2 separate regions of the Homo sapiens genome follow, and region 2 is linked to region 1. The links are chromatin loops, found by intact Hi-C in ENCODE. Cell type or tissue: PC-3. All regions are shown on one strand. Links, peaks and the distances in the headings refer to the core of each region. The heading gives the core; the rest is flanking DNA. Region 1 has its middle 48 kb from the start of LINC00317. Region 2 overlaps NCAM2 (neural cell adhesion molecule 2).

Evidence for each region. Hi-C counts contacts between places; a loop is a spot of excess contacts. Peaks named below come from ENCODE experiments on the same cell type or tissue, not always from the same donor. Only the 100,000 strongest peaks of a DNase experiment are listed, where the experiment ranks them.
Region 2: a loop joins it to region 1, with 3 times the contacts of the local background. A loop is called at or near these places in 2 of 110 quality-filtered maps.

Annotation. Positions count from the first base shown.
Region 1 is chr21:21,687,261-21,691,675 of GRCh38, forward strand. No RefSeq gene overlaps it. Among named protein-coding and RNA genes, the nearest start is that of LINC00317, 48 kb to the right of the region's middle. In PC-3, for the core only: a CTCF peak has its summit at 1,807 (motif pointing left); no DNase peak of the experiment used is centred there.
Region 2 is chr21:21,372,431-21,376,845 of GRCh38, forward strand. NCAM2 (neural cell adhesion molecule 2) reads left to right here. Exons shown (of 18, transcript NM_004540.5): 9 at 1,433-1,583. Among named protein-coding and RNA genes, the nearest start is that of LINC00317, 360 kb to the right of the region's middle. In PC-3, for the core only: a CTCF peak has its summit at 1,715 (motif pointing left); no DNase peak of the experiment used is centred there.

The DNA of each region.
Region 1 (4,415 bases), core at 181-4,180:
ATGGGATGTGTAAGAGAAAGATAATGAAGATGCAGATAAATTCTCCATTTTCAGTGTTATTTGGTTCTACATAGCATATTGGTAAAAGACTACAACTACTTATTTTTCTCTTTATGATAGCATCATTGTAACACATTTTTTAACCCAAATGCATACATGATTGTAGCAGTTTGCTTAATAACTCCTTTTTATTCTGAGGCTTCCCAGGCAAATGCTAAGTGAACATAAAATGAATGTATGTTATCTACACATTTAATATAAAAAATAAAATAAATGAATGAGTGGATAAATGTAGAGTTTTTAAAACATAAATGATTTAATGCATTCAATAAAACATTTTTATTATAAATAGTTCAGGGATAATTTTTAATTCCTTATTTCCCTAAAAATAATTCAAGATCATTATTATAAAAATATTCAACAAACCACTAATCATAGAATTAATATGAATGTAGTAATCCCTTCTGTACCTTGGAGTCAAAATCTACCACATAATTATTAGGCAATTAATATTTTGGAAAAAAAGTTTAAATATGCTAATTAAAGTGTTTGTTTTTAATTGTAAAGGGTCATTACCAAGTAATGTGCTGGTAAGTGTCACTTACAAATGGTTAGGAAATGAAAGTTATGAACAATAAAATTAGTTCAAGTTCATTTTTTGTCTAGGAATATTAAATGCTTTATCATTACACTTAGTTGTAACTTCACTTCATCTGACTCCATATTAATGATGGCAGGGATTTCAGAAAAAAATAAGTATGATATTCCTCATGGATTGCTCATCAGAGATATTGATTATGCTCAATTATTTCCTATAAAGGCAGGATTAAAGTTTATGAGCACAAATGAGAGAGCTTGGTTTACTATACTGAACCTTTACTTGAGAATATGTATATCATATATATATGTAAATTTTTGTTGCTGTTCAGTGTTATTTTGGTCAATTTAAATAGTCAAATATGGTTATTTTCTGCTAAAATATCAAAATATCTTAATCCTCTGTATTATTATGATCGTTCATTCATTCAAAATTTCTTGAGCACCTTTTAGGTACTTGAAATAAACCACTAAACACAACAAAAGTTTCTTTCCTTCTCTTGTAGAACAACAAACACAAAATAAGTAAATTATATGATGTGTTTATATGTGATAAATATTATGAAAAATAGAAACATTAGATGAAATAGAGGTTTGGGGAGTCAAGGATGTGTATCATGGTTTATAATTATAAAGATATTGATCAGAATCAATACAGGCCTCATTGGGAAGATGTCATTTGAGCAACAAATAAAAGGAGGAAAAACACTGATTTGTGAGGATATTTGCAAGTTCATAAAGCAGAAGTGTGCCTTCCCTGTTTGCGAAACCTCTGAGATGTTGGTAAGCCTGAAATGAGATATTCAAGGAAAAGGTACTGAGGGAAAGAGGATGGTAGAGTGTGCAGATATATGTAGGAAACTGTGGGCTACTGTGAGGAATTTGCTTATACTCTGACTGAAATATGGAGCCAGTATTAGGTTTTGACATGATCTGACAGAGTCACTCTAACTACCGGGTTAAGTGTAGGTTTGTAAGAGTGGACTTAGGGAAATTAATTAGGAGGCCATTGCAGAAATACAAACGAGATGACAGCGTCGAGGACCAACATGTTAGTAATGGAGGTGGTGAGCAGTGGCCATTTTCTGCATATTTGCAATGTAAATGCCGCAGAATTTCCTGGTGGATTGGAAAAGAAAAGAGATATGTGAAAAAGGAAAAAGAAGAGTCAAGAAAGAGGCTTGTTTGGGCCAAACGAATTGGAAGGGCCGCGTCGCCATCAGCTGGATGCATAGAAGACTGCAGCGGAGCAGGTGTGGCAGGGAGTGGTAGGGAGGAGCAAAGCTTCTGTTTTAATTAAGTATGAAAACTTACCACATATGTGGAAGTTTCTGTTCATTCAAAAAATGTTTTGTTTGTTTTGGTAAGGCTAACACTGATTTTTTTTTAAAGCATTTGGTTTAATAGTCATAGAATTGAGTCCATTTCTATCAGAGCATTGTATTGTGGAAAGAATTTGCCACGTGACTTGTTTTGGTTCATGGAAGAAGAGATGAAGTAACCCACGCCTTGAAAAGTGCTCACCCAGTGAGACTTGCCCCACTCTTCTCTCTGAGATGCTTTTTTGTCATTGTATGAACAGGTCGGGGATAATATTTTAAAAGATGAGAGACCACTCAGAGAAAGTGCCTGAGTGTCTTAGTTCCAGCTGGACCCTGGAGGGAAAACATCCAAGACCACCCAACCCCGATCAAACAAACAAACCACCTAGCCAAGTAACAGTCAAAGAAAATCTTGTTGTTTTGTTACGTGCTACTAATTTTTTGAGGGAAATTGCGGGGCACATTGTGACGTAGCAAAGGTTAATTGATATAAATACCAACCAGGTTATTTATCTAGTTAACGTCATTGATATTATAATCTAGATGATTACAAAATCTCCAATTCATTGAAAAAAGATGTAACTTTTGAGACCAGTAAGACCTGACTTTGAATCTGGAGCTTGATACTTTGCAGTTGCCTGACTCTCATCTCTTAATTTTGCCGCACTTGATTTGGGCCCTAAGAAAAAAATGGGAACACAACCTTGTACAGCTTTTGTAGATGAAATAAACTTTATAAATAAAATATATTCAGCATATACTACATGCTCAACAAACTATTATTATTTTATTAATTACATGTCATTATTTAGACATCATGTAATGTACTTATTCTGTTTTTTACATTTATATTATTATTCTTATTTTTAATATTTTGCTGTCAAAGCTTTAGAGCTTAGTACTGAGATTCTCAACTGTCATTAATTACATTTTTGAGCATTTTAATAACATTTTATGGAATTCCAATCAGCGTTGCAATTCCTAGAAAAAAAATGATTATCTTGCTTCCTTCCTTGTATATGTACCCATAGTTGATCTTTCTTTCCTGGCAGAACTGTGGGGAAATTGAGTGGCCTTTGAAGGCATTCATGACAGCATCTGTAAAAGATTTACAGCACTTAATCTGTCAGAGATTTGTCCTTAGAATTAAAGAGCAGTAGGATATCTTTAGACCACAGGTCGCATGCTTAGTTACATTCAAAATATCTTGTAAAATTAGTTTCAATGTCATCATACTAATGCCTATGTCAGCTTTTTAAAAACAGTGGCAATGATATACAGCCACCTAAACTTTGACTGGAGACTATAAAATAGATGGAGTGGTCAAATTTAGTCCTAAGTAACCTTTTATTCAATGACAGTAATTACTTATTTGAACCTTTAATTCATTTAAATTTGCTTGAACTTTCAAGTGACTACCCACGTATTTTCCATTTTGACAGATAAAATTCAATGACTAATATGTAGAACAACCTACCTAATGCTTTGGTGTGATTGACAGTTAAAAATCATAAAGCACCTTTTCCTCTGACAGATTTGAAAAGCTAAATCTTTAATAAGATCAATTTACATTTATTACTTTTTTCACTATTTTTACAGAAACATTCTCCAAAATAACAATTAATGCTCCATGAATGAGATTCAAGAGATTTGGGAAAACATGAAAATGTCTTGTATATATACACTTTGCTTGTGAGAATTCCAAAGTTTTCATCATTTTTAAAGTTTTTGTGTGTGTGACCCTGGTGAAATTACAGTCACTGCTTTAATGACATTGTAAACATCTGTTAATCAAATAACAAGTGATCTTACCAAAAATATATTACAAATGTATCGCTCCAGTGAAAGAATCATATAGAAATATTCTTCTTAATTTTTCCTCCCAAATGTTTTTCTCTAACTCACTTGCATCGGTTATAATGTATGGACATATTCATTGACATAAAATGGATGTATTTATTGAATAAAATCCTTTGAAATGGTTTGCTTTAAGCGGGCTGCTAAAAAAAATCATGTTTTAGTTTTACATTTGTATTTTTGTCATTTCTCGTAGAGCAGATGACAAATCAGCCATCTATTGGCTCACTATCCCGAATTTTGGAATAGTGACTTTGTCCTTGAACACATTCTCTGAGATTGTGGTAGTGCAGCCACATTTTCGCCCAGAACTAATACTCAGAAAGTCGATGGAATTGCACTGTTTTTGAGAGCTTTCAGTCAGGTTGCTATGGGAGTGATTATAAGGAGTAAAGCTTCCTATGGTTTCACTGAACTATTTGAACAGACTCCCTCCCAACTTACTTGCCATCTCTCTGTTACTGTATTTATCTTAAAGTCTAGCTCTATACTAACCTGAAAAATCTTGCTTTAGCTATAGAACCACAACATTCTTTCTAAGTTTATCAATTTAGACTCCTTTAACTTGGAACCAGTGGTCATCCAGATACAGAATAGATGACTTATGGCAGATTTGTTTAAAAAAAAATTAAAGCAGGT
Region 2 (4,415 bases), core at 86-4,085, 310 kb before region 1:
AGAACCTGGAAATACTAGATAGACAGCAAAAATGCTCATTAACCTGTCTCAATCAAATATCAGATGTCTTAAATGAATCTTTAGTAGGTGTTGAATCAGAGCCAAGATATAAATGAATTTTCTTTCAGATATTTGTAATGCGTTTCTGTAGCACAAAGAGACATGTCCTTTAGAATGTCAGAAACGAAAATAGAAAATGACCTTGGACTTTTAGTGCAAGTATTTGACTCAAATGCATATTGTGCATCATTACAGAGCCAGTGATGAACCTGAGAATGGCTTCTAACTTTCCTAGGAATCACACACTTGGGCACAGTGTCTGTTTTTCCAGAATTTATGTTAATAATTTCAGGTATATTGATAATAACTTTTAAATGCAAACATTTTTACTAATAACATCTATATACACCAATAGTTTTTCACAAGTCAAAGCCATGTCATGTATAACAGGTAATTACAAGAGAACATGTTTATTTTCAAGCGAAGATCATGTAACTTTAAAATTTACTTTTCAATACTGTGAAATAATTACGTTTCCTTTATAAAAATGAATAATTTGCTTTGCATTATTAATAATGTATTTTGTTGTTATATTCCAATAAAGTTAATTAAGTACAAGTGCTTAACTCATAGTAAATAATAGCTGAAGGAGTACATTTTCTTTACTCAACTGCATGTAAATTTCACTATAACATAATTTGCTTTCTAAAAATATTAGAATATACTGTTTCTGTCCTAGAAATTTAAGTGACTTTTACGTGAAGTACCATAAATATTTTCTTACATTTGTTCAACTATACTATCACACTATGGGATGAAATCTGAAGTTCCAGCAAGACTTTAGTAAAAGCAACTTATTCCAAGAAAATTATGTAGTTCAAATAAGTCATAATTATTTAGGCAATCAGGAACTATTTTTAATACAATATGAAATTTTGCCAGTAACTTAAAGGATAGAAAGTAGGATGTTGCCATGTAAATATAGAGAGAAAAAAAGGGGAAAAGTGTAAAACACGTCTGTGAAGAGTGTTTATTCAAAGCACAGGATATTGTGGAGAGTACAAGTAATTCAAAATAATTGGAATTGACGGTATCCAAATTGTAAAGTGTGCTTGGACAGAAAGGTGATACCACATGAGAGATCTTTAAACATCAGGCTGAGTGATTGGGTTTTGTTTGGAGTCATTGAAATGCTTTTTATCATTATACAGCCAGGGTACAGGAAACCTTCATGAAGCTATGAGAATGTAAAAAGTGTGCTTTTTAAAAAAAACTTATTCTTAGCTATACAAGAAATACTTTCTACATCAGGAACAGTTTCTTTTTTCTTTTTGCCAGAGAAACATGGGAAGTAACATAATGTTATATGTTTGGTCACCATTTTGCACACACAAGCATAAAATCTTTCTTTTTCCTGAATCGATGTAAACAGAGCCTGGACGGCCGTATCGAAGTCAAAGGGCAGCATGGAAGCTCATCACTGCATATTAAAGATGTGAAGTTGTCAGATTCAGGGAGATATGACTGTGAAGCTGCAAGCAGAATTGGAGGGCATCAAAAGAGCATGTACCTTGATATTGAATGTAAGTTACTTTCCTTTGTATTTTCATTAAAATAACTTTGCATGCTTTGAAACATATGATTTTTCAATAAAGACCAAAATATATATGTAGTTCACATTTCAGTACTTAATGCATAGCTTTAGAGGAAATATAGGAATCATTCAGTCAGTTATTGGAGACATCTAGTGGAAATTACAGGATATTTCACAGTGCTGTATATTTCATCATTTTGATATTGCTTTTCCTGAAAATGGTCTTTCTTTTTTTGCAACATTGAACTCAAAACACAGTATCAACTGAAAAATATTAATTATCAGTAATTGGTCGATATCACTTTAGATTTTTTATTTCTTTATAATATTTATGATTATGTCTCAAATATGTAGTGTTTACATTTCTTATTCAAATTGTTTTGTTAGGCTATTTTACATTTTCATAAACTATAAAGAGTATTTTAAATGCAGTGAAATGTACTAATATGCTGTCTTATCAAAATAGTGTTTATTTTCTGTCTGGAAGAAAGGAGCATGACAAGGATAGTTTTTAAAATAAATTTAAAAATGTACATAACCACGTGAGTTTTGGGAAATGGGAGGGCTAATGTAAGTCAAGCTTTCACAAAACCCCTCTGGTCACTGCATGGAATTTAAAAATAATTTGGTATACATGCTATTTAAAAAGGAAGAAACTTAACATCATTCTCAATAAATATTTATGAAGCATCAATATTGGAGAGTCTCTGATGCTTGAAAGGACATAGCTGTTCTTAGTGGAATGTATGAGATATTCTTATTGACAAAATATTTCTATTGGAGCATGTCTAGTACATTAATATTGATAGAATGCAATGGTAACTGTGAAACAAGATGCATTCTCTTATCGAGAATGCCTTCAAAAAGAAAATATTTTCTCAAGAATAGACATAAGTTATCCATATTATTTTACATTTTATAGACTGTGCTTGTCAAGAAATTCATGGAAAGACCAATCAGAAACTTCTAAAAGAAAAAAGGACTGTTGTGGGGTTGGGGGAGAGGGGAGGGATAGCATTAGGAGATATACCTAATGCTAAATGAGGAGTTACTGGGTGCAGCACACCAGCATGGCACATGTATACATATGTAACTAACCTGCACATTGTGCACATGTACCCTAAAACTTAAAGTATAATAATAATAAAAAGGAAAGAAATTCCCATAATAGGATAAAAAGAAAACAAAAACAAAAACAAAAAAAAAAACACCCACTGATATATTTGTTAAACTATACAATTCCTGGATCTGTAACAACCTTTTTAAAACTATTCATACAGTTGTTGGAATTTACTAAACTTCGTAACTAAAAGAAAAAAAAAGAAAAAAGGATTATGAAAGGCAGTCAACAATAAAAGGCAACTTGATTCTGACACAAATTACTGACTTCATTTGCTGATATTAGGCAGCTTCTAAGAAAGCCACTTTATTTCCATCACACTTTCTAAAAAAATAAAAATGGAAAGCATTGATAATATTGAGAACACACAAAGGAGGAAGTGATGCCAATAACTTACTTAACCTTTTTCCCTTAATAATTTTTTCTACTTTTTTCCATTATTACAGTATATTTCTTTTTCAGACCAACAACATCATTAGCAAATTATAAATACTTTACACTTTTACAGTACATTTGTTATATTTTTAATTAAAATTTGTTTATTTAAACCAAAATTTACTTTATGATTTTTTTTAATTTTTCTAAATGTGAATCTAAATGAAGAAAAAAAAAACTTAAGCATGCCAAGATATGATTTATATGAGACCTCCTGGCCTCTTCCACTGTCCTACAAAAGTGCTAGGCTGCTAGGCAACATATTATCTTAATGAAACTATATTTAGGACTTTTATTCTTTGCATTTCATTAATATTTTAAAACATTTGCTGTATCATAGGATTAGTACTAAATGTCTGTTGCAGGTCCTCAGAAAAGTGGAGTTTATGAGAAATGAACACTATGGATATTTCCAAAGCACAGTAAGGCAGAGTGGCTCGTACAAGATATGCTAGTATTAGAATAATAGGACTAGCTAATATGTTAATTAATAGTGTGTTATGTGTCCCTGAGTCCTCAATTTCCTTAGTTATAAGATAAGAGGGTTTAAAGAAGAGACTGTTGGGACCTATTTATACTCAAGCATTTAAAGATACTTTTATTCAAGCGTATCCACATTCTCCAGAGATGCCCTGGGATTTCTGAATTATTGTCCATGCATGACAGCATAGGTATTTGTGTGAAACAAATGAAAACCGAAATTAAGATTATAATTCATATATGTTTATGTTGTAAAACCTCACTGAAAATAGTTTTAAAAACCATACTAGGTCCACCTTAAGCTTCAGGTTTTGTGCTGAGTGATAATGGACACAAAGATGAATAAAACATAGCTCCTCCTTTATTAGAAGTCTACCATCAACAGGAGTTTAAATTAAACCGCAGCATGTATTCAGATTTCAAAGTGAGAATGAATAAAATATCAAATTAATGTAAAATGCTAATACATAATTACATGAGATTTTTAGTTATTGGTTTTAGCTGGGTAGAAAATAATGGGATAAACAAACAACTGTATATTGCAATTTGAATTATTTGCTCTTGTAATCTATTAATACCATGAATTAATAACTTTAATACGAAAAAAGTACATTGGGTACTTTATTTTTCAAGGACTGATTTCTAACAAAGTACAAGTTGCTTTTGATCACATTGCATTCCTTCTTTATAAGTTTAAATATTGGTTTATGTTTCTGCTTAATTATTCCAAGGTAAATGTGCAGACTTAAGCTCACCAGAAAATTATGTAGTTTAGTTTATCTTATT